Linked DNA regions of Homo sapiens: region 2 is linked to region 1. Evidence: chromatin loops called from intact Hi-C (ENCODE). Cell type or tissue: IMR-90. All regions are shown on one strand. Links, peaks and the distances in the headings refer to the core of each region. The heading gives the core; the rest is flanking DNA. Region 1 has its middle 33 kb from the start of TRQ-TTG4-1. Region 2 overlaps EPM2A (EPM2A glucan phosphatase, laforin).

What was found. Peaks named below come from ENCODE experiments on the same cell type or tissue, not always from the same donor. Only the 100,000 strongest peaks of a DNase experiment are listed, where the experiment ranks them.
Region 2: it touches region 1 in a loop (4-fold over the local background); 3 of 110 quality-filtered maps call a loop at or near these places.

The regions. Positions count from the first base shown.
Region 1 is chr6:145,209,485-145,222,130 of GRCh38, reverse strand. No RefSeq gene overlaps it. Among named protein-coding and RNA genes, the nearest start is that of TRQ-TTG4-1, 33 kb to the right of the region's middle. In IMR-90, for the core only: a CTCF peak has its summit at 7,449 (motif pointing right); no DNase peak of the experiment used is centred there.
Region 2 is chr6:145,697,650-145,710,295 of GRCh38, reverse strand. All of the region lies in intron 1 of EPM2A (EPM2A glucan phosphatase, laforin), which reads left to right. Among named protein-coding and RNA genes, the nearest start is that of EPM2A-DT, 31 kb to the left of the region's middle. In IMR-90, for the core only: a CTCF peak has its summit at 5,917 (motif pointing right); a DNase peak (open chromatin) is centred at 4,565.

The sequences.
Region 1 (12,646 bases), core at 2,751-10,750:
TGTATTTAATTTTATATAGTCTTCTATTGATTAATATTTTATGGTACATAATTTTTCATCTTTTTTTCTATTAAACTACCTGCTTCTTATATTTAAACTGCATTTTTTTAACTTTTATTTTTACATTTAAGTGTACATGTGCAACATTGTTACATAGGTAAACTGTATGTCATGGGGGTTTGGTGCACAGATTATTTAGTCACCCAGGTAACAAGCATAGTACCCAACAGTATTTTTTAAATCCTCTCCCTCCTCCCCACCTCCACCCTCAAGTAAGCCCTGGTGTCCGGTGTTCCCCTCTCTGTGTCCATGTGTTCTTGTTGTTTAGCTTCCACCTGTAAGTGAGAACATGTGCTATTTGGTTTTCTGTTCCTGCATTAGTTTGCTTAGGATAATGGTCTTCAGCTCCATCCATGTTGCTGCAAAAGACATGATCTCCTTCTTTTTTATGGCTGTATAGTATTATATGATGTATATGTACCATATTTTCTTTTTCCAGTCTACTGTTGAAGGGCATTTAGGGTGATTCCACATCTTTGCTATTGCAAATAGTGTTTCAATAAAGAAACATGTGCATGTGTTTTTATGGTAGAATAAACTATATTCCTTTGGATATATACCCAATAATGAGATTCCTGGGTTGAATGGTAATTCTGTTTTAAGGTCTTTGAGAAATCATTATCCTGCTTTCCACAACGGCTAAACTAATTTACATGTCTACCAGCAGTGTATAAGTGTTCCCTTTTCTCTGCAATCTTATCAGCATGAGTTAATTTTTGACTTCTTAATAATGGCCGTTCTGACTGGTGTGAGATGATACCTCATTGTGGTTTTCATTTGCTTTTCTCTATTGATTAGTAATGTTGAGCATTTAGTTAATATGCTTTTTGGCCACATGTATATCTTCTTTTGAAAAATGCCTGTTCATGTCCTTTGTCCACTTTTTGGTGGGGTTTAAAAAATAATTTTTAAGGCCATATGTATTAGTTCACCCTCACACTGCTATAACTAACTACCTGGCCAGGTGTGGTGGTTCACACCTATAATCCCAGCACTTTGGGAGGCCAAGGTAGGTGGATCACCTGAGGTCAGGAGTTCAAGACCATCCTGGCCAACATGGTGAAACACTGTCTCTACTAAAAATACAAAAATTAACCAGGCATGGTGGCAGGCACCTGTAATCCCAGCTACTTGGGAAGCTGAGGCAGGAGAATCACTTGAACCCGGAAGGCTGAGGTTGCAGTGAGCCGACATCACACCATTGCACTCCAGCCTGGGCAACAAAAGTGAAACTCCATCTGAAGAAAAAAAAAAAAAAAAAGAACTACCTGAGACTGAGTAATTTATAAAGAAAAGAGGTTTAATTGACTGACAGTTCCACAGGCTGTACAGGAGGCATGGATGGGGAGGCCTCAGGAAACTTACAGTCATGGTGGAAGGGTGAAGGGGAAGCAAGCACATCTTCACATGTTGGCAGGAGACAGAGAGAGGGACAGGTGAAGTGCTACACACCTTCAAATAACTAGATCTTGTAAGAACTCTCTATCATAAGAATAACAAGAGATAAATCCACTCCCTTACAATCCAGTTGCCTCCCACTATGTCCCTCCCCCAACACTGAGGATTACAATTCAACATGAGATTTGGGGTGGGGACACAGAGCCAAACCATATCACCATATAATTGGATCTTGCTTTTATATCAGTCTGACAACCTCTGCCTTTTAGTTACACTGTTAATCCCTTATCTTAATAGAATTATTCATAAAGGAGGGCTTAAATTAACATCTGGTTATTTTTTATTGTCCCATCTAATTTTGAGGGTTTGTTCCCCCTTTTCCTGACATTTTGGTACTAATTGAGTGTTTTTTAATATTTCATTTTACATCCATTGTTGGTTTATTAGCCTAGCCTCTTTGTAGGTTTTTTTGATGGTAGCTTTAAGGTTTACAATCTATATTGTTAACTTGTACATTCAAGTAATATTGCATAACTTTATTTATAGTATGAGAACTTTACAACAGTATGCTTGTTGTAGTTCCATTTCTCTGCTTCTGGCCTTGGTGCTATTTTGTCACAGTTTTACTTTTACATATGTTAGAAATGCCAAAACATATTCTTTGCTTATAAAAGTCTATTATCTATTAAATTTCTCAAAAATATTTTCATAAGCTTTTAAATTTGCCCATAAGTTTACTCTTTCTGATGCTTTTTATTTCTTTGTGTAGTAAATTCAAACTTCCGGTGGTATTTTCTTTTTTCATGAAATATTTACTTTAACCTTTTTTGTAGTAAAGATCTGATGGTAATACATTCTCTTAGCTTTTATTTATCTGAAAAAGTCTTTATTTTGATTTTATTTTTGAAAAATATATTGTCTGGATATAGATTTAGTTTTCTTTTTCTTTTCACCACTTTAAAGATATTTATCATTTCTTCTTGCTTGGGTGGTTCCTGATGTCACATCTGCTGCCATTCCTCTGTACTTGACTTGTCTTCTATCCTCTGGGTGATTTTAACATTTTCTCTTCATCACTGATATCAGCAATATTACAACGATGTGCCTTGTGGTGGTTTTTTCATTTTTTTTTTCTGCTTTGGGTAATTTGGGAGTAACTTAGCTGCAATACTGAGACAATAGCTTCCTAAGAACTCTACCCAATGCCCTGTATATAAAAATATTTCTCCACTTTGACCACTGGAAATAATAACTATTTCTGATCCATTAATGAGCATTTAGGATTGTTCCGCCTGCTCCTTTCCGTGATTCTGTGATGCTTTCCCTTGAGTCAGGTAGTTTTCTTACCTGCAAGCCTACATCACTATTTCACCAAAGAGTTTAGAGGATCACTTTGTATCCTCTGAAGATACCTACCTCGATGTCAAATAGATAGGTAGACAGATGACAGAGGGATAGATAGATGATAGATAGATAGATAGATAGATCTAGATCAATATAGATATCATATATCTAAATATAGAGATAGAGATAGAGAGAGAAAGAGATAATAGAGATAGAGATATATGAAGTGTCTGTCTCTCTGTTGTGTTGTTCTGCCTCGCAATGCTAGCTTCCTTGGATTTCCAAACACCAAAATCTTTCTTCTTCCTTCAATAAGATCACTGGGCTCTAGCCATATTTGTTTAAATATGTTAATTTTATAGTTGTCACTTTCCTAATTTATTTTCTAATTTCCCTTACATTTCCAGCCTCTTCTTTTCAGGCCTTCAGGCCAACACAGTTCCAGTATTTTCCCCTTATGTCCTCAGTGTATGATTTTAAAAAATATGTAGCCGTAATCACAGTATGATGGAGTAAAGGGAAGTAACAATCTAAGCCTTCCAGGAATCAAGTTTCTGTATTCCAAAATTATCTATCCCTCTCCCTCCAACCAAAATCCCTCTTCCTTCTATAATAGATTAGAAAAAGTCTGGACCAAATACAGGAGGGCAGTAGTTAAGAGGGTAGGCTCTGGAATCAGATTCCCTACGTTCACAACCCGCCTCTGCTTCTCACAAGGTGTGTGACCAGGGCAAGTCACTTAGTTACTCTGACCTCAGTCTCTCTATTTGTAAAGTAGGACTAATTACAGGTACTGTTATAAGACACTGTATAGATTAAATAACATCATCCAGTTAAAGAATTTAGGACTGTGACTAGTGTAAGAAATGCTGTAATGATATTAGGTGTTAGTATTATTGCTCAGTATATAACTGATGAACCTCTTGGCACTTTCAAAAGACACTTTTATAGTTTTAGAGGGTGTTTATTAGTCCAGATAACTCCAAATTGGTCAAATATATGACTCTTTTTCCTTTGTATTATTCCACTTTCAAACAGCATGGATAGGGAACATTACATGGCAGGTCAATGTTTCCTGTATATCACTATGTTGAGTGTGGTCCCCAAGACCACAATCTAACTTGATGATTTGCTAGAGCGGCTAACAGGACACAGCGTATAATCCTGCTCATGGCTATGACTTATTACAGTGAAATGATACAAAGCAAAATCAGCAAAGCAAAAAGGCACTTGGAAAAATCCAGATGAAACCAAGCACAAGCTTCCAAGACTGGAGTCACACAGGACACATTAATTTCCCCATTTTTGAAATGGGACAACACGTATGTACTAGGCAGCCCATTGAAGATTCAGTGTCCAAGGCTTTTATTGTAATCTGGTAATAAAGGCATTCTCTGCCTAGCATGTACCAGAATTCCAGATTTCCTTAAAGAAAGCAGGTGTTCAGAATAAATTGTATTGTTCGTATAAATAACTTAGGGAGTAAGCACAGTGAGCCACTTGTTTCATTTAAGGAAGTTTTATTAGTGTAGAAAGCTGTTTGCCAGTCAAGTTCCCTGATACCAGACAAGGCTCAATCTTTCAGGCAGGACTTTCCAAGAAAAGGAGTGTCAGGTCTACCATGTTAATTCTTTTCTCACATAGTCTCCCTCTTCAAGCTTTTAAATCAACTTTTCAAGGCTTCCTGCCTAGCTTAAAAGTCTCCAAAACTTCCAATGGTTTCAATGCCAACAGGCTTTCTAATAGAAGGCAATGAAAGGGGAGAAAAGGTATAGTGTCTGGGATTATTGTCACTATTTTTTCATTATAATTCCAGATGAATACAATGTGTTTATGAACCATAAATTGCTGCAGATATATTGTATAATGCATTACTGTGTTAGGAGCAAGGTTTCAAGATAAGGCCTACTGAAATAAGATCATAACTGGTATTCAAGAATAATATTTTGGCTAGACAGCCTCTTTCTATCTCAATTGTATTAACTATCAGAACATGTTTATTTTTATAATTGATACTGGAAATAAAAATGTTTACTGCTCAGATGATGAGTGCACCAAAATCTAACAAATCACCACTGAAGAACTTACTCATGTAATCAAATAACACCTGTTCCCCAAAAACCTATGGAAATAAACAATTAAAAGAAATAAAAATGGTATTATGCTAATCACCTGAGGTTGAATATTTAGGCAAAATAACACCTTCATTTATTTACTTGTTAATACCACTACTTCAGAAATAAGTTTTTTCTTTACCTTATTGACATACAATGAAGAAAGATACTTATATAATACATATATTCATTATAGGATTAGATCTTTGTCCATAGCCCTGATAGTAATACATATCTCTCTCTTACTGATTAAAGATGGGAAAATTGTAAGGAGTCATCTTACGCAGCACACTGAGATCTGTAACTTAACTAATGATGTGCTAATTTGTATGATAATTTATCCCATGAAAATTCATTTAGAAAAAGAATATACATATTCTTGGATACAGCTGGAATCACATTCTGGTGGAATACAGTGACGTACCAACCTAGGTATTGACTTAGAAATCAATAACAACAACGCAAACCTTATTTTTAAACTTCATATGTATGGAAGTTTAAAACTTGCAAGTTTAAACAGTTCGTAAGTTCAACTCAAAGCTCAAATTATTAAAAACGCTCAACTAAATAATACGTTAGTCAACATACATACACACACGTGTGTGCATGTGTTTTAATTCCTAAAAATATTGTAAATTGATACAATAATCCTGTTTTGTTCTGCTGTATTTGGGTTTTACTTTCAGTAGCTTATATTTTAATTTTGTTCCACTTTCTTTAATTTCTAAGGTTCCTACTTTTTCAATATATGTTTTAAGGCTCTAATATTTCCTCTAAATACTATTCAAAACTTTGCCCTATTTCTCCCAATGTGTAGCATTTTCATTAGAGTTAAGTTTTGTCACTTTTATACTTTTCTTATGATTTCTTCTTTGACCTAAAAATTATTTAAATATCTGGTGAGTTTCACATTTTCATTCATATAAAGCAGTAAAATAAATTAGCGATTTCTAAATTAATTGCATTATGATCAGGACGTTTTGTCCAATTACACTAGTTCTTTTAAATTTATTGACACTTGCTTTTTACCTGAATATATGGTCAATTTCATCCTCAAATTGTACCTTTCAGAAATACTGACCTAGTTGCCATCCCCTGAAAGTGCCAAGCTCTCCCACATGGAATTCTTATTCTTTTGCTTGAAATCATAGACTCTTTTTTGAATGCATTCCTTCTCCTGGTTTACTCCTTATCAGCTTCTCTGACTCCTAATTGAATTAAATACACTTTCTTTATGTTCCCTTATACCTTGTGCTTACCTACTTTTATAACATCCATTTTTCATATCAAGTTTTCTTGTGTGTTGTATGTCCTACCACTTGCATCAGGATTACTTAAAATACTTCTGAAAAATACAGGTTTATGGCTTTACTTTTAGACCTATTGAATCAGAAGTAATTTAATTGTTTCAAGTAATCAGGCTCTATTAGAGCCCTGGAATCTACAAATTTATCAAATATTGCCAGTGATTTCTATAAACATTCAAGTTGAGGAACCACTAAGGTATGCTGTAATCATTTGTTTATTTCTATCTTCCTAATGTTGTTTGCTGACCTATTGTTTATGACTATAACCCCAGGAGCTAACAAAGACTCAATAAATGTAGACAAATAAAAGAAACAAGTGTGGTATAAATTATAAGTAATAAACCAGACAGTTGTGGCATCATTTAAGGAAAGGCTAATTGTTCAATCTAATATCAAGTCTGGGAAATTCTATCAGCTTTTAGTGCCCTGAATACAGTATTAACAGTTGTAGAGGGTTTTAACTGGTCAAATTCATTTAAATTTAAATTAATTTATTCACGACTTCATAGAGTCTCAGAATTGTAAGAGAACATTGAACATAAACAAGTCAATCCCTGAAATTATACAGATGTGTAATATGAGAATGAAAAGTAAAGTTGCTATCCCAAGATGTTTAGCAGGAAGATCACAAAACTGCGACCAGATTCTTCACAATTTGTTCATAAAAAAAAAAAAAAAAGGAAACTAATGTAGAATACTTTGGGAGAAACGGAAGCTGAAGTGAGGAACGGCAAGGAAATTTTACCTGGTTTGTCTTGGTTTGTTGAGATGTTAGATAGACCAAACTGTAGAACACAGATGAGAGAAAGAATCAAGCCAAAATCAGGCTGATTCACTAAGGGATACAAACAAACATTAATACAGAGAATCAAAGATAAAGAACACGTAAGAAAAAAATTTTCTAGTTTTTTAGGTTTTTCTGACATTTGCCTTCATGTCTAAACAATCAAATATGAATTATAATCAGATTAGCATTGCCTCCTACATTGGGACAATAAATTAATAACTAGCCAAAGAAAATACAATTGAAGCCCATGTTTTTCTTTGGTTCAGATTAATTTAAGTTACATATGGGCCCAGATTAATTTTACATGGCTCCAGGTAAACCAGTATACTGACTCAGTGAAGAAATTTTACCTCGTTAGGTATTTTTAATGTGTTTTTTTTTTTTTTTTTACTAATCTAGTTTCTATTTCTCTCTCGTCTCAAATATTCCACCAGGTGGCAGTAAATGCACCACCTATTTCTTAAAAAATGGCAACAACCTGCTGAATTATATCAAATTTATCACTAAGTATTTTGTAGGGTTAAATTTTCACTGGTAAAAGAAAAAATTTGGAGAAAAAAAAATGTGGGTTGGATATTTTGTGTGTTAAATTAAGGGTATAGTCATAAGACTAATTATGAAGAAAAAAATCAAAAGAAGAACTGAAATAGAGAATACAAAACACTGACCTTTGTAAAAAATCTATAAATTGAGCCAATAAAAGTGAAAAGGCCAAGTCAGCCACATGTTGAATATGTTTTAGTAAAGTTTTGCCCTTCTTTACTTAGTATTAGGTTGTCTTTGAATTAGTTTCAAAGATTTCACTTGTGGATATTTTCGCTTTTCCGTAGTCCAACGAGAACACTTCAAATAGATAACAAAAACCATTAAAATTAATGCGCATCTTCAATCTACTTGAACTGACTGAAACCAGTTGACAAAATTAAACTTCAATTCTACCCTGTATTACAGCAGCACATACAAATTTATTTCACTAAACTTATTCTGGGTCAATAGCTTCTAAAGCTGTCAAAATGTGCCTGTACAATCACACATTGCATCATTGGAATAATAGGATTCAGAGCAAAAGAGGGGATCGTTCAGTTCTTTAGTTTACATTGGTTAAAACACCCTGGGATGTTAGGCTTTGGGCCTATCACTTTAAGGTAATTGAAAAACTGAAGAGCATCTAAAGAATGGCAACCACACTCCATCTCTACTGGACATTTTCGGTGATGTCAGAATATAGCAGAAAGACCAGCAAGGAGAAATTATACTGAGAGGCCCACGTTAGTTCAATACAAAGCAGATGTTCTTTCACTGTCAGTTCTTACATTAAGAATTGAGATAGCAAGTCACTCCTCCTACTATAAACAACAGAAACTTGACATAAAACATAACTGAAAAAGAAAGTAAATATAAATAGGCCTGTAAGAAGAAAGAAAAATCTCCGTGGGACACAAATGAAAAAGAAAAGAATGCAACCTCAGGTGAAGTTGAGATAAGCTGGAGAATAGAAGTGTTAGACCCAGAAATTGGCCCTGACAGCCAATGGCTTTAACATTGAGGTGGTCATGAAATTTAAGATCTTGGGCTCCAAAGAGCCAGGGAGTTTGAACAGGATTCCTTGCATAAAGCAGACCCTTGGAAAAGCTACACCCTCAGTTAAAATGTGGCTAGAGAGAACTCTGCCCATCAATTCAGAGAGAAGTTTGTCTCTGCTCTGGTGGAAGAAAACTCCTCCAGAGCCCCAGCTACCCAGACTTCCCAATGAAAGACTGACTTTTCTCTCAGCTGATATTTCCCAGCAATGGTATTTACTGCCATTTGTACCATGCAACAGGTGAGTTGGTAAGCTTGTAACCATTTGTACCGTAGAAAGAAATCAAGTGAACAATAACTTGAGCAGTCTTAAAACTCTAATTAGAATCTGGCAAAGAGAGTCTTTAGATGGGATCCTTGAAACACATTCATAACTACACTTTCTAGTTTTTGTCACATCACACATCCCATAATATACAGAAGTTTTTCAAATTGTGTTAAACCTGTAACACTGCCAGAGTCAAAGCCTAACTTCTAAAGTAAAGGAAACAAAGCCAGGAGTCAATGGTCTGGAACATTTTTACTGTATCCTATTTTAAGCTGCACATGTTACCCTTTGTAAAAGGAGGAACCTGGCTTTCAGGCCTACCTTGCTTTTAACTAAAGGCACTTTGAAGTTATGGTAAGTAACTTATTATCTTCTGCTTCATCTAATTAATTATGCCATAGTTGTAAAAACACTAACAACAACAGCTCTCAGGTATTGAGTGAGAGCTTAGTATGTACCAAATGTACCAACAGCACTTTACATAGTTTTTTTTTTTTTTTTTTTTTGAGACTGAGTCTCATTCTGTCGCCCAGGCTGCAGTACAGGGGTGCGATCTCGGCTCACTGCAACCTCCACCTCCTGGGTTCAAGCAATTTTCCTGCCTCAGCCTCCTGAGTAGCTGGGACTACAAGCGCATGCCACCACACCCAGCCAATTTTTGTATTTTTTAGTAGAGATGGGGTTTCACCATGTTGGTAAGGCTAGTCTCAAACGCCTGACTTTGTGATCTGCCAGCCTTGGCATTAAAAATTGTATCCTCAGCCAGGCACAGGGGCTCACGCCTGTAATCCCAGCACTTTGGGAGGCCGAGACAGGTGGATCACCTGAGATCAGAAGTTTGAGACCAGCCTGCCCAACATGGTGGAACCCCATCTCTACTAAAATTCAAATCTCTACTAAATCTCTACAAAAATTAGCTGGGCATGGTGGCGCGCACCTATAGTCCCAGCTACTCGGGAGGCTGAGGCAGGAGAATTGCTTGAACCCAGGAGGTGGAGGTTGCAGTGAGCCAAGATCGCGCCATTGCAATCCAACCTGGGCAACAAGAGTGAAACTCCATCTCAAAAAAAAAAAAAAATTGTATCCTCAGAAAAACACTGTGAGGAAAGTATTATCAAAATGATCATTATGTATATGAAGAAGTTAAAGTTTAGAAAAGTTGAAAAAGTTTATCTAAGGCCACAATATTAAATGGCAGCCTTGAGAAAGAGGAAGCAGTCTCGTAAGAGACTTTTCACTATCCAACATTGGAATGGAATGTTCCACAAACTAGTAGTGGTCACCCACTCCTTGACATACTCAAGCGGTAGCTGGATGACCATATTTCGAAGTTAACTTGAAAAGGATTCTTGTAGAAGATTGAGCTAAATAATCTAATTCTAGAAGTTTCATCATTTTTAAAGAAGTTGCACATTCTTTATAGAACATTTGCTATGGGCGAACTGATTAAATCACATCTCCAGTGGCTTTAATAGAATTAGTGTTGTCTAGTCAATGAAGCAATGGCATAACCAGATTGACTGCTTAAATATTCAGAGAGAGTCAGCGAGGGCTCCCCAGGATGAGGGAATTCTGCATCCCATTTAAACATATGCCCCATGCTAAATGAGTCTGCAAATTTCATTTCAATCGTTTAGCCATTTGACTACCTGACTGAAAAGATATCATAGGAGAATTACATGAACACCATTTGTACTTGAAAAAAGGTAAAACATTTAAATTGTCTATTTTTAAAGCAAATAAAATTAAATGCTTATTAACACGTCATATTTCATGTGTTGGTGGAACATTGTCATATTGTGTCTATCCTTCTAGGAGCATATTCTCTGTGTATAACAATGAAAATAAATGATTTGCAACTGGAGATATATACATAAAAATCAGGATAGTCCATAATGTAAAAAGTAGATGTTTTTGCATTTTATTTGCTAATGAATGAGTGATTGATTCGATTTTCGCAAATTGGGGTTTTTTTATCAGTGATTTGAAGGTAATGAAGTCACTCCACTGTAATAAACCTAGTTGTGCTACTTTGTTCAAAAACTGAAAATTTTATGGCTGATCTTAATTTTGACAAACAGCTCTCAACAGACTTAGAATACTGCAGTGGGATAAATTGATGGGGTTATACAAAGAATTAATAGCAGAACAAAGAGAAAATGCTAGGTGTCCAGAGCCTTATCTCTGGATAAATAATGCCTGTTATATGCTTAGTGAGTGGATCTAATCTTTGTTTTTAAAAACTCTGGCTTATTTAGTATTTAATGTTTAGCCAAGCAAATAGAAAGAAGGCACCAAAATGTCACCAGTAAGAGTCAAGGATCCTAGTGATGAAGACAAAAGAATATCAACAGTTATCAAAGCTATAAACTGTGATTATTGGGACACTCTGAATGTGCTGGGGATGTGTCCAATGACTTGGAAGAGAACAAATGATTAGAGGTAAATGAGCTCCTTAAATGCAGAGATAAGTCTCACTCCAGTTTATATCTTCAAAATACAGGGAAACAGCAAGAGCCTGATACTTTTTTTGAGTAAATAGATGGATGATTATCTATTATTTATAATTTAAATGAGGAATAAAATACTTGGAAAAGATGATTAGCCAAGAGAAAAATTCAGCTGTTTATTAATAGAACTGAAACTGAAGGGAAATATTTTAAAACATGAAATGAGCATTTTCAGCAAAATGAGATCTTGCACGAGAGAAAGAGGAGCCAAAGTATGGAAGAAGAGAGGAGAGAGATATCAGTTTCTTAATTTTTTCAGGCTATTTAAAAAGTTCAAAGTTATGACCTCTCTTCCCTCTCTAGTCAAATTAAAATAACCTTAAAAGAACGGACATCTTTTGAGGTACGTTAAGTCTGTAACTCTTTTTACACTAAAATTATATTTTCATTTCCATACTATTTTCAGAGGACTGTGAATTCAGATTCCTTGAGTCTGGGTTTTTGTTTTTATTTTTAAATAATAAGCCTACCAATTTAAAATAAGTCAAATAAAATGGATGTGAATAAAATAATGAATTTGGAAAAGTCAGTTTATAAAAATTTGACAAATAATGAAAATGTGTATCATTTCCAACTTGTTCTTTTCAAATGTCCATTCTATATAATCAGTTGTGTTTATGGAAGCACTGTATCTTATCTGTCAAAATTGGAACAAGATTAGGACACACGCTAATAAATGGAATGGAGTATTTGTCTAGACTTTCTATATTTGTTCTTTTTGCCATTGTCCAATGCCAATACCACACTGAGCTAGACCATCCCAGAAATCAGGTACTACTAATTCAGAAACAAGAACCTTAGCTACTCAAGGAACAGGAGGTAGAGGCATTTGGATTCAGACTCTATTAACTGAATTTAAATATCAGTTTAGGAATTACGAATGAATCAAAAAGGTTTTTAATAATATTCACCACCTATGAAACACGATCTACATGAGCAGCTTGCTTCCTGTGTGGAACAGCTCAGACATCTAGAGTTAATACCCCATAAAGTTTGAGATGGACGGGTGAGCTGAACCCTGCCCATTCTCTGTGTCCTCTGATCAAAATAGTTAATACATTCATGCCTGCACCCTATCAAATATAACCTTCAAATATTGCCCCTCTTTGTCTTACTACAAAGTGAGATTTTTTTCCCGTCTTCAAATTCTGCCAGTTTTAAAAACAAAAATAACAGTTTTTTTTATAAAGTATTTCCCATGTGTCAGGCACTGTGCTATGTATATTAAATGCATGACCTCATCGGCTCTCCTCCCTTTAGCACTGCTCATAGATTAT
Region 2 (12,646 bases), core at 1,917-9,916, 490 kb before region 1:
TTGATGGGGTTGTTTGTTTTTTTTCTTGTAAATTTATTTGAGTTCTTTGTAGATTCTGGATATTAGCCCTTTGTCAGATGAGTAGATTGCAGAAATTTTCTCCCATTCTGTAGGTTGCCTGTTCACTCTGATGGTAGTTTCTTTTGCTGTGCAGAAGCTCTTTAGTTTAATTAGATCCCATTTGTCAATTTTGGCTTTTGTTGCCATTGCTTTTGGTGTTTTAGACATGAAGTCCTTGCCCATGCCTATGTCCTGAATGGTATTGCCTAGGTTTTCTTCTAGGGTTTTTATGGTTTTAGGTCTAACAGTTAAGTTTTTAATCCATCTTGAATTAATTTTTGTATAAGGTGTAAGGAAGGGATCCAGTTTCAGCTTTCTGCAAATGGCTAGCCATTTTTCCCAGCACCATTTATTAAATAGGGAATCTTTTCCCCATTTCTTGTTTTTGTCAATCCCACAATCTTTTTGAGTTTTATCTTGCTGCCTCTGCCCTGGATTATTTCCTTATGTCTTCTACATGATCTAAAGAACTTCTACAGGAACTACTTTGTGTTTCTTCTCTATTCAATCCTTCCTCTACAAGCTACTAGAATTATATTTCTAAAATACAGATGGGATAATGTCACATGTGTATTCAAAATATTTAGATGATGTATTAGTCTGTTCTTACACTGCTAATAAAGACATACTCGAGACTGGGTAATTTATAAAGAAAAGAGCTTTTATTGACTCACAGTTCCACATGGCTGGGGAGGCCTCATAATCATGTTGGAAGGCAAAAGAGGAGCAAAGTCATATCTTACATGGCGGCGGGCCAGAGAGTGTGTGCAGGAGAACTCCCCTTTATAAAACCATCAGATATCGTGAGACTTATTCACTAGCACGAGAACAGGATGAGAGAAGCCCTCCCCCATGATTCAATTACCTCCCACTGGGTCCCTCCCATGAGATATGGGAATTATGGGAGCTACAATTCAAGATAAGATTTGGGTGGGGACACAGCCAAACCATATCCTTCTGCCCTGGCCCCTCTAAAATCTTATGTCCTCACATTTCAAAACCAATCATGCCTTCCCAACAGTCCCCCAAAGTCTTAACTCATTTTAATATTAACTCAAAAGTCCACAGTCCAAAGTCTCATCTGAGACAAGGCAAGCCCCTTCTGCCTATGAGCCTATCAAATCAAAAGCAAGTTAGTTACTTCTCAGATACAATGGGGATGCAGACAGTGGGTAAATACACCAGTCCAAAATGGGAGAAATAGGCCAAAATTAAGGGGCTACAGGCCCCATGAAGTCTGAAAACCAATAGGACAGTCATTAAACCTTAAAGTTCCAAAATGATCTCCTTTGATTTTATATCTCACATCCAGGTCACACTAATGCAAGACTTTGCAGTGTCCAGCCCCACTCCTGGCTGCTTTCATGGGCTGCTGTTGAGTGTCTGTGTCTTTTCTAGGCACACAGTGCAAGCTGTTGGTGAATCCAGCATTCTGAGGTCTAGAGGTTTGTGGCCCTCTTCTAACAGCTCCATTAGGCAGTGCCCCAGTGGGGACTCTGTGTGGGTGCTCCAATCCCACATTTTTCTTCTGCACTGCCCTAGCAGAGGTTCTGCATGAGGACCCCGCCCCTGCAGCAAACTTCTTCCTGGGCATCCAGGCTTTTCATACATCCTCTGAAATCTAGGTGGAGGTTCCCAAACCTCAATTCTTGACTTCCATGCATCCACAGGCTCAACACCATACCGGAGCTGCCAGTGCTTTGGGCTTATACCCTCTGAAGCCATGGCTTGAGCTGTACCTTGGCCTTTTTTAGCCATGGCTAGAGTGACTGGGACACAGGGCACCAAGTTTCTAGGCTGCATACAGCAGTGGGCCCTGGGCCCAGCCCAGGAAGCCATTTTTTCCTCCTGCTTCTCCAGGCCTGTGATGGGAGGGGCTGCTGCAAAGGTCTCTGACATTCCCTGGAGACATTTTCCCCATTGTCTTGGTGATTAACCTTTGGCTCATCATTACTTATGAAAATTTCTGTAGCCAGCTGGATTTTTTCCCCAGAAAATGCGTTTTTCTTTTCTATTGCATCATCAGGCTGCAAATTTTCCAACCTTTTATGCTCTTCTTCCTCTTGAATGATTTGCTGGTTAGAAATTTCTTCCACCAGATACCCTAAATCATCTCTCAAGTTCAAAGTTCCACAGATCTCTAGGGCAGGGCCCAAATGGTGCGAGTCTCTTTGCATAGCAAGAGTGACCTTTACTCCAGTTCACAAGAAGTTCCTCATCTCCATCTGAGACCACCTCAGTCTGGACTTCACTGTCCATATCACTATGAGCATTTTGGTCAAAGCCATTCAACAAGTCTCTGGGAAGTTCCAAACTTTCCCACATCTTCCTGTCTTCTGAGCCCTCCAAACTGTTCCAGCCTCTGCCTATTATCCTGTTCCAAAGTCACTTTCACATTTTAAAGTATCTTTATAGCAGCACCCCACTCTACTGATACCAATTTACTATATTAGTCTGTTCCCATGCTGCTAATAAAGATATACCTGAGACTCAGTAATTTATAACAAAAGGAAGGAAGTTTAACTGACTCACAGTTCCGCATGGCTGAGGACGCCTCACAATCATGGCGGAAGGCAAAAGAAGGGCAAAATCACGTCTTACATGACAGCAGACAAGAGAACATGTACAAGGGTATACCCTTTTATAAAACCATCAGATCTCATGAGACTCATTCACTATCACGAAAATAGCACAGGGAAAAACCCACCCCCATGATTCAATTACCTCCCACCAGGTTCCTCTCATGACACATGGAAATTATGGGAGCTACAATTCAAGATGTGGTTTGGGTGAGGACACAGCCAAACCATATCAGATGATTTCCTAGTTCCTATAAAATAAGTCTAAACTTCTTAGTATGGTCTTTCTGGTTTCTCACAATCTGGCAATTATTTACTTTTGCCTGCTCTTCCCCTGCCACTTCCTATCTTAGTACTGTACCATTTTCTTGGATTTCTGACAAAATCATGGCAGTTTTAGTTCTACAATAAACCATGATACATTCACTACATTGACTTTGGTGTAATAATATGGAAACCAATCAGAAGTAGTGTCTTAGCCTTTTCAGGCTGCTATAACAAAAATACCTTAGATTGGGTAATTTATAAACAAAAGAAATTTATTTCTCACAGTTCTGGAGGCTGGGAAGTCAAAGATTAAGGCACCAGTATTAATAGATTTGGCTTTCTCTTTGTTTCCAAAATAATACCTTCTTGCTGCAGCCTCACATGGCAGAGGGGAAAAGGGATGAACTCATTCCCTCAAGCCCTTTTATAAAGACACTAATCCCACTAATGAGGGTGGAGCCCTCATGACTTAATCATTTTCCAAAAGTCCCTACCTCAATATCATTGGATTGGGGATTAAGTTTAAACATAAATTTTGGAGCAACACAAACACTTAAACTATAGCAAGTGGCCTCTTCAAATAATTTATATTTATTATATAATTCTTAAACATAGCAAGCAATTATACAATATAAAATTATTGAATGTATTTGAACAAAACCATCTTATTAATACACAACACTAACACATGCGTATACACATTCCTTTGGATTGGGAGTACAGCGGCATATTATTTTAATCTCTATGTGTTGTCTGCCATGGTCTTTTAGTGCATTGTAGGTATAGTTGCTCTGTTTTTCTCCAGTGGCTACCTAGGCCATCAGTGTTGATTGGATTTAGTATAAAGGCTTTCGTTAGAGCTTCTTGTCTGAGACTTAACCTTCCAGCATTAGCAGAGGGAAAGAAAAACATGCACCCTTCCAGCTGGAGCAAATGTTATTGAGCTATAAAAATAGCATGCAGTTTAGTGAAGTTACATATTTCGGTTATATATGTGGTTAGTGCACTTTCTGGCTTTGTTGTCCTCACTCAACTGTTTGCAGGTTTACATATATATAAATTAGGTAACCTAATGTGTTGATTCTAGGTATAATTTTTGTACATCAGGCTCTGACACACCACCTACCTGGCTATAGTTTTGTGTATATGCCCAATAAGCAACCCTACAGTGTAATTCCTGTTAAGATGTGGGATCCTTCATGGGATACAGGCAGCTCTTATGGATTTACACTGATAAAGTACTATGTCCAGAACTGGGACTTTGAGTCTTAATTTATACTCACAAACATTCTAAATACCTTTTCTCTACTTGTCTAATATGTAGTCATTTGCATCTTGAATATCTGAAACCTAAACATTCCAAGTCTTCCAGCCTTCTATGCAAACCCCTTCTTTTCATATTTAAATAAATTGCTTGAATTCCCATCACATATACAGAGAGATCTGATCTCTTTCTTCCATGTTACCCAGCACCATCTTTCCTTGGTATATCTTGGAAATGTTGGAGCATGGCAGGCGATTACTGTTTACCAGTATCCATGTCCTCTCCCCAGGGGAAGATTGTTCTTCTTTGCTCTGTTGAAGAAGTATATCTTTGTTATGTGGCTTGCTTTGGCCAGTAAAATATGAGAGGAAGTGCTGTGTGTCATTTCCTGTTGCGTTGCCTCATTCTCCTTTCTCTTTGCCAAGAAATTGTTGCTATTTCAAATAGGGATTGCCTTGATGGTCAGCATGAAGATGATGACAATGTGAACAAGAGCCCCTAGCCAATCTATAATGAACTCTAACATGGGAGATAATCAAACCCCTGCACTTTTTCTTTGTTTGTTTGTTTTGAGACAGGGTCTCAGTCTGTCGCCCAGGCTGGAGTGCAGTGGCGTAATCTTGCCTCACTGCAGCCTAGACCTCTCTGGCTCAGGTGACCTTCCCACCTCAGCCTCCCAAGTAGCTGAGACTACAGGTGTGTGCGCCACCATGCCCAGCTAACTTGTGTGTGTGTATGTGTGTGCATGTGTATATCTATCTATCTCTATATATATCTATATATCTGTATCTGTATCTATATCTATATATCTATATTTTGTTGTTTGTTTGTTTGTTTTTGGTAGAGACAGGGTTTCACCATGTTGCCCAGGCTGGTCTTGAACTCCTGGGCTCAAGCCATCCACCCACCTTGACCTCCCAAAGTGCTGGGATTACAGGCGTGAGCCACTGTGCCCAGCCCAAACCTTTGCTCTTTTATACCACTGATACTTTGGGGTTGTTATTACAGCAAGCCCTAGGACCAAAAACAATGCCTGTCATGTAGCAGATGTTCATTAAATGCTTGATAAATATATGAACTTGAGCAAGGCACTTTCCAGAAATTTCAAACTGGAATACACTCCATCTTCCTTCTTCAATGTGATTATGTGCCTGGAAATTTGTAACATGAGATAAAGATGCAACGCTGTCTTAAAGCATAAGTTTTTCTAAAAGACATTTGAGGAAAAAAGCATTATTTAGAAATTAAAACAGACACATCTATCTTATGGAATAGTACACAAATCTCAAAGGAATTTTAAAGGAAAACTAGAAGTCTTCTAAGAATATTAATACCATTTGGGTACTGCCTCAGGTTATTTTTCCAAGAACCCTTGGACGTGATAATCTTTGAGTCTCAGTTTTATCCTCTATGAAGTACAATATTTGGACAAAGATGGAGGTGTCAAAGGCTTTTTAGGAGGGGTTATATGGTGTGAACAGCAGTGAACTGAGAGCCAGCAGCCTTGGGCTTCAGTCCTTGCTTTGCTGTATAAGTATAGGACTGTCAGGTCATTTAATCTTGAAATTTAGACTCAGGAAAAGATGTACTAACACTTCCGCTATCTGTCCCACTGGATTTTTTGAGAAACAATACATTTTAGAATACTTTGAAAATTATTAAACTCTATTATTCCAAATGAAAAGCGATAGGAAATTCTTAAAATCTTTTCAAATTTGAATACTTTATTTATATTCTGTTTCCACTGGGTGGCAGTATTTCACTTGCACTCTACTGTAATTTTTATAGTTTGTATATAATCTTATAGAAAAAAATTTGATAACTATTTTAAATAAGTACCTCATTGTTTCCCAACCTTATCTTTCTCCTTTCTCATCCCATGCACTCCCTTTCTCTCAAAGAATTCAGATAAACCACTACCATTCATTTAAAAAATCTTTAATGAAGTAAATGTGACTGCAGTCTCTTTAAGCTTAGCAATTTATTAAGAACTTCTGCTTCATTTGGGAATATGTATTAGATAGCTTAATTTTGCTCAGATATAAGCAGATTACTTTGATGTAGGTAATTAAAAGTAGTTAAAAATAACCTACAAAAATCTTGCTATTGGTTCTTTATGACAATTTTAAAATAATGTTTTTAAAATTAAGCTGATGGATGTCCTTTTTAACTGATAATACCAGTGATGCCTATTTTATCCTATCATCAGAAGATCATCACACAGTTGTTATGTGAAATCCTTGATGTTTATGACATGTTCGAGAAACACTTTATCATGGTTTCATATCAGTTAACTTTGTGTCAGAATTTCCTAGAAAATTAGTCCCACAAGATGAGTTAAATAAGAAAAGTATACTTGTAAAGCTTGGTGAATAATTCCTTGCTGACTTTTGTTGATATTAAGGTTTTGAGGTAAGTAATGGCATAAATGTGTTAGAGTAGTTGTATCCTACAGCATGAAGATCAGAGTCATTCAGCAGCGTAATGGATTGCTAGTTTTCACTTGTAAAGAGACTATCAGTGCAATTTTTAAACTGACATAATCACTGTATTCTGTATAAGAGAGTAATTGCCTTGAAAAATTAGGCTGTTTAAAGTTGTTTATAAAACTTGATGTAGATAGAATAAATATTTTTAAATGGCTAAAATGCTATGTAACATTTTAATTGTTTTGTGCCAAATCTTTGCTGTTTTCAGGAAGAAAAAAAGGAAGTTTTTTTTTAAAGAATATCTAAGGTCACATGTGGTGGCTCACACCTGTAATCCCAGCACTTTGGGAGGTCGAGGCGGGCAGATCACAAGGTCAGGAGATCGAGACCACCCTGGCTAACACGGCAAAACCCCGTCTCTCCTGAAAATACAGAAAATTAGCTGGGCGTGGTGGCGGACGCCTGTAGTTCCAGCTACTTGGGAGGCTGAGGCAGGAGAGTGGTGTGAACCCAGGAGGCAGAGCTTGCAGTGAGTGAGATGGTGCCACTGCACTCTAGCATGGGCAACAGAGCGAGACTCCGTCTCGAAAAAAAAAAAAAAAAGAAACATGTTTATCAAATTTGCTGATAAGAGAAAGTTGGGAGAGATAGCTGGTATTTTGTTTAAGATGAGCACTATTCAAAATATTTTGTCCCACAGATAGGAATAAACCAATAAGAAGAGATTAATAAAAGTTAACTCTTACATTTGCATTAAGTTATTTTATAAAAATAGAGAACAAGAGAAATTGCATTGATCACAAGTCAAAGAGAAAAGAGTTTGTAGTTTCAGTTTTAGGGTAAAGCTAGCATGGTTGGGCAGGGGTTGGGCAGAAATTGTAAACTATGTGAGTTACTGAAAAATCTTGTACCTTGGAAACACATAAGCCCAAGTGGAGTTACTGTTATTATGGTCTTGTCTTGATACATATAGGTCTGAACAAGGTTATTGTTAAAATAATTTGAGTTTGTTTTAGTAGTATACCTCTTTTGCATTAGTGTACAGTTTTGCAAAGACTAGGAGGACTGGAAGAGGTGTAAGGTAATAGTTAAGAGCTGTTACTGGTTGTTGAACATCAACTGTGATAGTTTCTATGTTAAATCTTTTAAATGGATTATCTCATTGAATTCTCTCACAACAGCCCTATGAGGCAGATAGGCATTTTTCTTTTTCTTTTTTTCTTCTTTTTGCAAATAAGAAAACAGACACAGTTTGCTTAAATGATTTTCTCATTACTGTTTACAAAGAGTAAATCATACAACTTGGAATGAAGTCTGAGTCTGAATCTTGAGCCCATGCACTTAACTGCTATAAAATACTGTCTTTCAAGAAAGAAGTTTTACGGAACCTACAAAGGAGAGTTTCGACAGAGGGTGGTCACTCTCATTAAGTATTGCACACAGGTAAAGAAATGTGAAAAATTATTATGGAAACTAGCAGATGACTTTGTTTAAAGTTTTTTTTCCATAGAGCATTGAGTGCAGATGCCATATTGCAGGACGCTGAAGAATGAATAGGGAAGTAAGAGTGCTGGGTGAGCACAGGGCTAGCTAGAGGCAAGAGAAGGCAATAAGAGATGCTGTTGGGCAGAGATGATTGGAAACCTGGAAGAGGAGGGATTTGGGGAGATTTAAAGCCAGGAATAGAATGAGAAGATTCTGTGTTATAGCGAAGAGGTATAAGCCAGACACAATCAAGAACTAGACAAATAACTGGTACTCTCTTTCTTGCTCGCTTTTTTTGTGTGTGTGTGTGGCAATTGGCAAGTTTTAAGAGTACATTAAAATGCTTCTACTTTTACTGCTGACTTGTTTAAATAAAAATCAGTTGCAATTAAAAATGTAATACATGGAATAGTTTTGAATTAAATCAGGTGGAGATGTGATGCCTAAGGAAATATGATTTATCCTCCAAAATTACTTGCTGGAGAAAGATAATGTGTTCCAGTGCATCACTATCACCATTATTTGTTTCTCTCCACTCTCCGCAGCCAACAGAATCCTGATTTCTTTAGGTAGCAATGGAATGAATCATTGCTATAACCAGTTATGGTAATCTTATTCCTCTTGGGTAGCAATTGGCCTAGGGATGTTAATGTCACCTAGTTCTGGCTCATGAGATATGGGAAGGCAAGGCTCTCAGGAATGCTTTTGCTTTTCTCATGAAAAGGAACAAAGGCTTAGCTGGCATGGTCCTTCACCCTTCTTCATGGTTAGGACTCCAGACATGATGCCTAGAGGTGACCCTATGAACATCAGGTTAGAAGCTTGACAAAAGTCAGCATGTGAAGGACGGCAAAGCAGACATTTAGGAAGATCTTGGTGTTGACCAGCTCTGGGCTACCTGGCTTCTCACCTCTAGTTATGTAAGACAGAGTCTTATATTAATATTTGTTTAGGTCACTGTTAACCAGATTTTCTGTTGCTTGCAATCAGACATAGTTCTGAAAGAAAGAAAATTCTTCTTCAGTTGTTTCTTATACATGTGTAGTTTATGATTACGGCAAATTTTAGGATAATCTAATTGCCAGGATTACGCCCTCTTTTATTTTCAGTTTATAATGTCTTATTAAAAGGATTTAAAACAACCTAGTTTCTCAATTTCATCTTTAAAGATTGTATTTGGTCACTTTATCCTCCATTTCAACTAGCTGTATATTTCTAGTTTCTTTCCAATGCATATGTGATATTCATGTCAACTGTATGCCCTTAATATTCGTAAAATATTTTTGCCATGGAAGAAAGCAATGTGTGAAGCTATCAGGGATGGTTTTTGCAGCAGAACTAGATCAGCTCAAGGGAGTGTTTTACTAAATTATTTAGTCCACATTCTGGAAAATCTTAATTGAAGACATATTTTATGCCAAATATGTTCTTACTATGAAACTGCCAAAATGCATGTTTACCTAGCTAGCTGGGTTAGGATGGAATTAAATGTAAAATATTTCTCAATGTTCTGAAGAGTTCCAGGATGAATAGTTATATTCTGTGTTCTCTGCAACTAAATGTTGGACACTGTTGAGATATAGCTACTAGGGAAGTTATCTCCTTCTGCCTCAGCATTATTTGTATATTTAAGTGCACAAAGATAGGTTTTTTTTTGTGTGTGTGGGCTTTAAGGTATACGAAATGAAGTAGCAAAATGTGGTTAGAAAAATTTGCTTATACAATGAGACTAATACTGATATAGATGCTTTATCTATTTTTAACATATGACTTGGATTTGTGTTCAGGCTATGAATAGGGAAATTTCTAGTTAATTCTGAGAGTGCCATGAAGGAAAAAAAATGAACTACCAGTCTTAACAACAACAACAAAAGTCTAGACACTGCCATGAAAATTGTTTTAATGACAGTAGGAAAATCAACATTAAAGATTATTAGAATAATTAAATCAAAATTTATTAAACACAAAAATAAACATCTCTGCATGTGACATAGAAAGTAAATTTCAGTATCCAGCAAATGTTTCCAATAATACAGAGATGGCACATTTTAATAGGTTGATCTTTAGTCATAGTATAATAAACTGCCAAAAGTTTTGATCACATCAAATTAGGTGGTCAAATCTTTTGGCATCTCTTTAGATTATTATCACATTGAATGAATTATTAATAATTCAATCTTGATGGTTTGAGTGAAGCCTATTAAGAGTAATCTGAGTTTCAGATTTGATTTTAAAATTATATTTCAAGAAAGCTCTGTTATTGTGTTTAATTTTAAATGAAAGCATAATTGTCTGGTAATGCCATTGTGGAATTTTTTCAGCATAATCTACAACCTTTGAAATGCTTCCTATTTTGAAATATGTTTATCATCATGAATCATTAACTAATGTAAATGCTTTGCATTAAAAAATGCCTTCTTAAATACAGTAATGGTTAGAGATGTGTAATTCTGTTCTTCACTTTCCAAGTCATGAAATCCAGTTGTTTTACAGTGCTGGCTTTGGAATTCAGTCAGTAATATGGACATCCTATGGGCCAGTGTTGTCACTCTACCCACTGAAATAAACAGATTTGTTCTTATCCATTTCCTAACTTGAATCATACTTATTCATACATTCTTGTACTCTTTGTCATGTGTCTAAAGCATATCCTGTTGTTCATCACAGCATAGCACCCATTCCCTCTATTATAAATCCTTTCTCAGTAATTCTAGCCCATACTGATATTACCTTCTCCAACATAGTCCATTTTTAGTTTTCTACATTCATATGCACACCACAAACCTATCATAATTTTTCTCTCCCAGTGAGCCAGTTGATCCTTAGAATACAACTCAGCATAGCCTTTCAGTCATCATACATGGAAAGTGGCATTTGAGATGAGGCCTATTTGCAATCCTTTGGTACTCTGTTCATGTTTCAGTTAACATACAGTTTTAAAATTATTTTCATAATTTAGTTTCGTTTCACTCACTAATGGCTTCCTATAACTTTTATCTAATCAACAGAAGTTCATTTATTGTGGGAATCATGTTTTAAACTTCATTTATTACCCCTTCCTAGCATAGGACTGGATACATAACAAGCTCTCAATCATACTTGATTATTAACTGGATTAAATTGGAATATTTTGCATATATGAGTGTATTAGTCTGCTAGGACTGCCATAACAAAATACCACAGACTGGATGGCTTAAACAACAGAAGTTTATTTTCTCACAATTTTGATGACTAGAAGTCATAGATCAGGGTGCTGGCAGATTCCGTTACTGGTAATGCTTCTCTTCCTGGCTTGCAGATAGCCACCATCTGCCTGTATCCTTACGGTGTTTCCTCAGTGTGCTTGAGGAGAGAGAGATCTCTGGTGTTTTTTCCTCTTATGGGGTGTAATGGCATTAGGACTTCACTCTGTGATCTTGTTTTACCTTAATTAAGGTCCTATGTTTAAATATAATCACATTGGGAGGTCAGGGCTTCATTATATAAATTTTGGGGTGGGGGAGACACAATACAGTCCATAACAATGGGATATTCAATTATTAGTATTTTAAAAAATGCACGATTAAATTTTACTTTTGCTTTTACCTTGTTTTTTTTTTTTCTATTATGTTTCTTCAAATTAACTTGGTATAAGCCTCCATTTCATCCATGTCTTTTTATAATCATAGAAGTTTTTTGTTGTACTATTTTCTGCTCTGTATGGTTTGACAGTTGTTAATTAAGTCTTCCCTTAAAATTCTTAGCTGGAACTGATCAAGGTCCTTCTGGGAGTTTTCCCTCAAAGATCCCCACTGGAGGCTTGGCAGATAGTGAATCCAAGGCTAAGCTTTGTCAATCACTCCTTCTGTTTCCTTTTTCTGCATGCCTTGAGCTTACCTTTGAGAGGGCTAACGCGTCATACTGGACTGCTAAACAACTGTCTCAAGGACATTTGTCTATTTTCTCATAGAATTTGAAGCATAACAAATGTCTCAAGGACCTTTGTCTATGTTCTCATAAGCATTTGAATGACCTTAACTCTAATTGTTGAGAACAAATTGTTGCGGGAGGTCAGGGACCCTGAACGGAGGGACTGGCTGAAGCCATGGCAGAAGAACGTGGATTGTGAAGATTTCATGGACATTTATTAGTTCCCCAAATTAATACTTTTATAATTTCTTATGCCTGTCTTTACTGCAATCTCTGAACATAAATTGCGAAGATTTCATGGACACTTATCACTTCCCCAATTAATACCCTTGTGATTTCCTATGCCTGTCTTTACTTTCTTAATCCCATCATCTTCGTAAGCTGAGGAGGATGTATGTCGCCTCAGGACCCTGTGATGATTGCGTTAACTGCACAAATTGTTTGTACAGCATGTGTGTTTAAACAATATAAAATCTGGGCACCTTGAAAAAAGAACAGGATAGCAGCAATGTTCAGGGAACAAGAGAGATAACCTTAAACTCTGACCGCCAGTGAGCTGGGCGGAACAGAGCCATATTTCTCTTCTTTCAAAAGCAAATGGGAGAAATATTGCTGAATTCTTTTTCTCAGCAAGGAACACCCCTGAGAAAGAG